Linked DNA regions of Homo sapiens: region 1 is linked to region 2. A link is an interaction called in ENCODE POLR2A ChIA-PET data of the cell type or tissue named here. Cell type or tissue: PC-3. All regions are shown on one strand. Links, peaks and the distances in the headings refer to the core of each region. The heading gives the core; the rest is flanking DNA. Region 1 overlaps LONRF3 (LON peptidase N-terminal domain and ring finger 3). Region 2 overlaps KLHL13 (kelch like family member 13).

What was found. Peaks named below come from ENCODE experiments on the same cell type or tissue, not always from the same donor. Only the 100,000 strongest peaks of a DNase experiment are listed, where the experiment ranks them.
Region 1: POLR2A ChIA-PET joins it to region 2 with 10 read pairs; 1 of 35 experiments calls an interaction of 5 or more read pairs at or near these places.

The regions. Positions count from the first base shown.
Region 1 is chrX:119,014,038-119,016,954 of GRCh38, forward strand. It overlaps LONRF3 (LON peptidase N-terminal domain and ring finger 3), which reads left to right. Exons shown (of 11, transcript NM_001031855.3): 10 at 170-319. Among named protein-coding and RNA genes, the nearest start is that of LONRF3, 41 kb to the left of the region's middle. RefSeq lists a silencer at 1,464-1,523. In PC-3, for the core only: no CTCF peak of the experiment used is centred there; a DNase peak (open chromatin) is centred at 1,554; H3K27ac peaks cover 2,416 bases.
Region 2 is chrX:117,989,471-117,992,387 of GRCh38, forward strand. All of the region lies in intron 2 of KLHL13 (kelch like family member 13), which reads right to left. Among named protein-coding and RNA genes, the nearest start is that of KLHL13, 130 kb to the right of the region's middle. In PC-3, for the core only: no CTCF peak of the experiment used is centred there; no DNase peak of the experiment used is centred there; H3K27ac peaks cover 856 bases.

The DNA.
Region 1 (2,917 bases), core at 201-2,700, 1.0 Mb after region 2:
CCAGCACTTGACTAAGGGGCATTTCACATCAAGCAAAGGAGAAAGCTGAATGGGTGAGCCTTCCCATAGGAAGGCAGGATGGATGCTCAAAGCGAATCAGGTGTCAAAAGTGACTCTGGGAATGATGGAGAGGGTACAGAATGTTTCACTTCCACTTTGATACTTTCAGGTTCAGGGAGAGGATTGTGCTGAGCTCATGGGATTACATAACTGTGTCTATCAGCAAGCATCATTGTGGTTTCATTCGCTCAAATTATCCCTAAAGAATCGGATACTCAATCACTTTGGTCCCATGCCGGAGAAAGACGCCGATCCTCAGGTATAGAAAAATGTCTATTTTTAAACGGGTTGTCCCACTAGAAGAGAGTGCCTAGTGTTTGTGATTAGATGGGTATGTGGCTGCCATTCAGCACATCGAATGCAGAGAGGAAGATGGATTTAATTTGGTGTTGTTTGGCTGCACAGTGAGCGTCATGAGTAAGACCAAAAAGATCCCAAGTTAGAATCGGGGTAACTAAAGTAAAGCAGTAGGAACTTGGATCCAAGGCAGGTTTTGAGAACTAAGTAAGATAAGAGAATGGGAACATAGATATCACCAACAGAAGAACCTTCCATGGGAGTCCAGATTCACACCATGGTAGTGTTAGGGTGACAAGTTACATGCAAAGGCCAGGACTTAAGAGAAGGGTATCCTGGGAGCTGAGACCAAAAGCTGCTGCTTTCAGGTAACTTCATAACCCTCTCCCTCATTGCTTTGGGAACTAGGGGATAGGGCCAGCTACCCTTATAAGATTACAACTGCAAGACCACAAAAACTTTTCGTGCCTCGGTCTATCTATGCTTCGCCCTGCAAGTCTAGACCCTTGCTATTGTCCTCACCAGGGCTGAACAGCTCTGTTCATCATTAAATACTGTTAGTTGAGTTATACTAGACAGTAGTTTGTTAGGTTCTACTGATCAGTGTTCTTCCTGGGGGATAGGCCTATTTGAAAGATCAAGCTGCAGATCAGAAGCTCCCTAGGAGAGTGGAGATGGTTAAGTTTCACTAAGCTTTGCTTGCCTGGAATAAATCAGGGAATACTGTCTTTCTAGGATAAGGCTGGAGATATCCTAACCACATATTTCCTCACGACCATCTCTTCCTATGCTCCAAGCTGGCTCTCCTACATTGATTCTTTACTTATGCTCATCCCCAACTCTGTCACAAAAGAAAAAATCTCAATATGCATATTCTGACCAAAAGTCTGGTCCTGCTTACCTCACTAGCAGTATGACCTTGGGAAGATTCCTTTCCCTTTCTCAACTTTTGTCCCATCTCTGACATGAGGAGGGTTCTAAAGCCCCCTCTTCCTCTTGCATTCTGAGGTTCTAAGACACCAGTCTGTTCCCTAAATGAAATGTCTTGCTTTCCTCAGACCACAAAGGTGGCTTCTTTCCCCCCCCATGCAAAGGCATCATGAGTTTTCAAGGGAGAAAGGCCAGTTAGTGCTTCCTGTGACCCAGCTCCTGGCTCTGGGCCACGATGAGTCAGGACTGCAGCATATACCTCTGAGCAAACTCACGATCAAGCTTAATGTTCCCCTTCACCTTCCGGGAAGCGTTCTCCCTTAGGCAAAAGATACAGATCAGCAATGGTAACGGGAAAACACAGATGCTACAGTGTGATTCATAAAGGCTAATGACAGAGAAAGTTGAAATCTTGGGTTTCACTTCCTTTTTTCTTAGTTCTGTTATTATGTTGCTTTGGCAGCAGCAGCACCAGCAAAAAAGAAAAACCCATACCCATCCCAGTTTGCTCCAGTCAATGCTGCATCCCCAGTGGTCCCACAAATAAGCATGTTCTGTCAGGAGGATGTTTCTTAGAAACTGCCACAAGTGTTAATACCAGCTTAAATATCTTTGTTGGTGATCCTTGGAAAGAAAGTTCAGAACATCAGTCTAATATTCAGAACTGATCATAGGAGGGAGAGCATATTGCCAGCTTCAGGGAGGGACAAAAAAGAATGCAAATGAAGTTAGAGGCACAAAGAAGCAAAGAAGGCAGTGAGATTTGGTGACGATCAGAGGAACCAATTTGGAGCCAAATAATTTCAGGTGTAGGCACTTTGACCAGAATGGTTCTCTATAGTCCTAAAACCAAACTTGTGAAAGTTGTGGGCAGAAAGCTCGTTTTAGGCTTAGAAGGAAATAAGTACCCAATGTCTAAAATATGTGCCAGGGAAGCTGCTTTGGGGAAGGATTTATGTGGAATGGGAAAGCTCTTTATTAAAAGGAAATCTAGGGGCAGAATATATTTCTTTCTTTCTTTCTTTCTTTTTTTTTTTTTTTTGAGACGGAGTCTTGCTCTGTCGCCCAGGCTGGAGTGCAGTGGCATATCTCAGCTCACTGCAAGCTCCGCCTCCCAGGTTCACGCCACTCTCCTGCCTCAGCCTCCGGAGTAGCTGGGACTACAGAAGCCCGCCACCGCGCCCGGCTAATTTTTTGTATTTTTAGTAGAGATGGGGTTTCGTCGTGTTAGCCAGGATGGTCTCGATCTCCTGACCTCGTGATCCACCCGCTGGCCTCCCAAAGTGCTGGGATTACAGGCGTGAGCCACTGTGCCCGGCCCTGGGGCAGAATATATTTCTAATGTGAATGTTTTCTAATTGGAATTTTTGCAAAGTGAGATTGTGATTCTTTGGGACTGTAAATCATAGCCTTTGGTTTCAGGGGAGAAGAGAGCTATGGCCCTGTATAGTGACATGGTATACATGGACTATTGCCTTCAGCCACATCAAGGAAATGAGGGGACTTAAAAGACATGCAAAGGTCAAGGGGTCATGGGAATCGAAGGCCTGAATGTTAAATGCATCAGTCCAAAGGACCTCAACAGAATATTAGAAGTGGAAGAGACTACATAGTAGATACCAGCTTGTAA
Region 2 (2,917 bases), core at 298-2,797:
CCCCTCCAAAAAAAAAAAAAGTCTTCACATAAATGGCTGGAGGAGAGGAGAAGTAAGGAATAGTTAATGGAAGCTACAGAATAGCTATATGACAAAAGTTACATAAATGATCAACCTATACCTGTACCAGAAATATCTTCCCAATGCCAATTCCACAGAGTTCTCTTTCATCTAGTAATTAGCAATTTCTTGGCATACATTTCAAATATGTCATACTCCTTCATGCCTCAGTGACTTCACATCTGATTCCACTTGGAATTCCCTGCCCTTCTACTCTACCAAGCAAACTTCTAGTCATGCTTAAGTGTTCAAGCAAACCTCCCTCAGTGAAACTTTCCCTCACATCCCTTAGAAGATACAGGTAATGGGTTTGCTATCCTCCTGTGATACTTTGAATATTATAGCTCCTCTCTCTTTGGGTTAAAACTGCTTCTATGTCTCCCTAGACTATAAATTCCTGAGAACTGAGGTTGGGCCTTCCTTATGTTTGTATTATACCTAACTCAGTGCCTGTCACATAGTAACCCAATTATAGGAGGCGATTTTGGTGAAATCAAGCCAGCAGAGGTAGGTTCTTCCCTCCTCCATGCCTAACTACACTTTTCTGATGATAATTAAATAAGAAATCATTAAAGGGCCTTTTCCTCCCAAAACTAAGATTTGAATCATAAGAAAAAATAAAATGTTACAATTGCACATAGCATACCTAAATGGCTCCTTTTGATGTTTGCATGACAGACCCTATGTGTGCCTGGCAGGGGGCCCAGCATAGTAGGTATATAATAACTTTATGATAGAAGAATGAGGATGGGGGTGTGAATGGATCAATAGGTGACTGCTGAACTGAACTGAGTAAGGAAAACACTTAACTACCATAAGGAAGGGAAATGTCAGTAATCAACTTTCTAAGTCAAGATAGGATTGGTAAAGCAAATGAATGCATTTTATTAGTTTGTTACCACCTAGGCCAGGGAATATTGAAAAATGAAACAATATCTCCTAAAAGCAGTCATTTTGTGGACTGGTAAATGAAAAGGACAAAAAGTATATTCTTTGGACTGTTAAATCCTATTAAATTACTGTTGCTACAAGTCATGACGAAAGAGTAAACCACAAAATCCAATTTTAACAATCACTGCTCCACTACATGGAGCAAAAAAATGAAATAGCAAATTCAACCAAGCAAGTCACTGCACATCACCAATACCTGGTAATGTAAATGGTATGCTGAGCAGTCAAGAGCAAAATATACAAATGACACACAAGAGGGCCCAATGCGAACAAGCCCTTTTAACGTTCAAAACAGAGAAAAATAAACATATTTGATTAAAGATCTATGAATCCTGTTCCAATGAGAGAATTATAATTTAGGCTTAAGGAAATGTCTCAAATCCCTTTCTCACCCCATTTTCTGGCTTCTCCTTTGTGCAGACTGGTGGAGGAGAAATATCAAGAATATTTACATAATGAACAATATAAAGAATAAAAGACAATGGGGTTCCCCAAAGGGAAGAGCTTATCTACAACATGGTTTAACATGCATAGGTTAGGGAGTGGGTGTGGAGGTTCCTGCAGCTCTGAGGGCTAACTGATGCAGATCATTAACCACTATCTCCAGTGTGTTTTTGGGGTATGTTTGGAAAGGCTGGAAATTTTCATTAAAAAGTAAAAAAAAAAAAGTCTTATAAATGAGAGTTGTGTTTTGCTAACATTAGACTTGAATTTTGGGACACAGAAACAGAATGTATAAGCCCTTATGTGCTAGTTGGTAATACAAAAGTCATAAAAGCTTCTAGGAGCATATTAATCCTGAAGGAAGATTGGCTCAGGAGCCACAGAGAACAGACAGCCAAGGAGAGAGATACTAACAATTAAAGGTGAATGCCCAGAACCATGAAAAATGGTAACCAGAAATATGATTCTGTATAAACCAATCCCAAGCCAAGAGTAAACATAATACTCCATCATTTCTAATTCAAAATTTAGAATTCATTTTGCCACCTTTATTGGTTTCATCATCTTAAGCTTTTATTCAAAAACTTTCCATGACTCCTTATTTCTATGGATGTATTTGTAGACTCCACTTTCAAGGTCCCCTCAACCCCCAGCCCCACCTTATCTATTCAACCCTATTTCCCATTACAGGTAATCCCAGATTTGCACACAACTAAAAAACACAGTACCACCATACCCAGAACTGCTACAGAAGTTATTCTTAAAAAGTAATAATAATAAACAACTTGCAGCCTATAGTAAACCTGTGAAGAGGAATACACAAGAACAATTTGGGGGAGGGAGGTGGAGAAGAAAGGAAAATTAGGCAAAGCTCTTGGCCAAAGCTTTCCTTATCTCAAAATATCTTCTCCTACAGTGAAACTCTCTCTCTCTCTCTCTCTCTCTCTCTCTCTCTCTCTCTCTCTCTCTGTAACCCTCACCCCCCTCCCACATTGTTTGCTCTGTACCAGTGCCAGAAATTCCAGCAATTACAGGTTCATTTGAGCTAACAAGAAGGCTGTTAAAATTAAAGTAAGTACAGCTGCCAGGATGAGGTGGCTATCAGTTATTCACACATTGGCATGAATGAGTTGAGTCAAGTTTCTTCAAATAGCAAAGAGCTGTTGCCCTGAGGGAATGAGGCAGGCTGGAGGTGAGAGAGAGCCTTTTAGAGCCCTAGCAACTTTGGATGGGGTTCTGTTTCAAGGAAGTTAGCAGCATGGGGTGCCTTGAGGGATAGAGAAACTTTCTCTTAGAGAAACTGAGATGTAAAAAAAAAAAAAAAGGTGCAGAAAGGGTCATAGGAGAACAACAAATCTCAATTTCTCTATCACTCTGTCTTCTAGCCCAGAATCCATCGCACCTTTCCTGACTCTCTGCTCCCAGGCTCTGGAGCACTGTCCCTGGGATAGTTCACTACTAA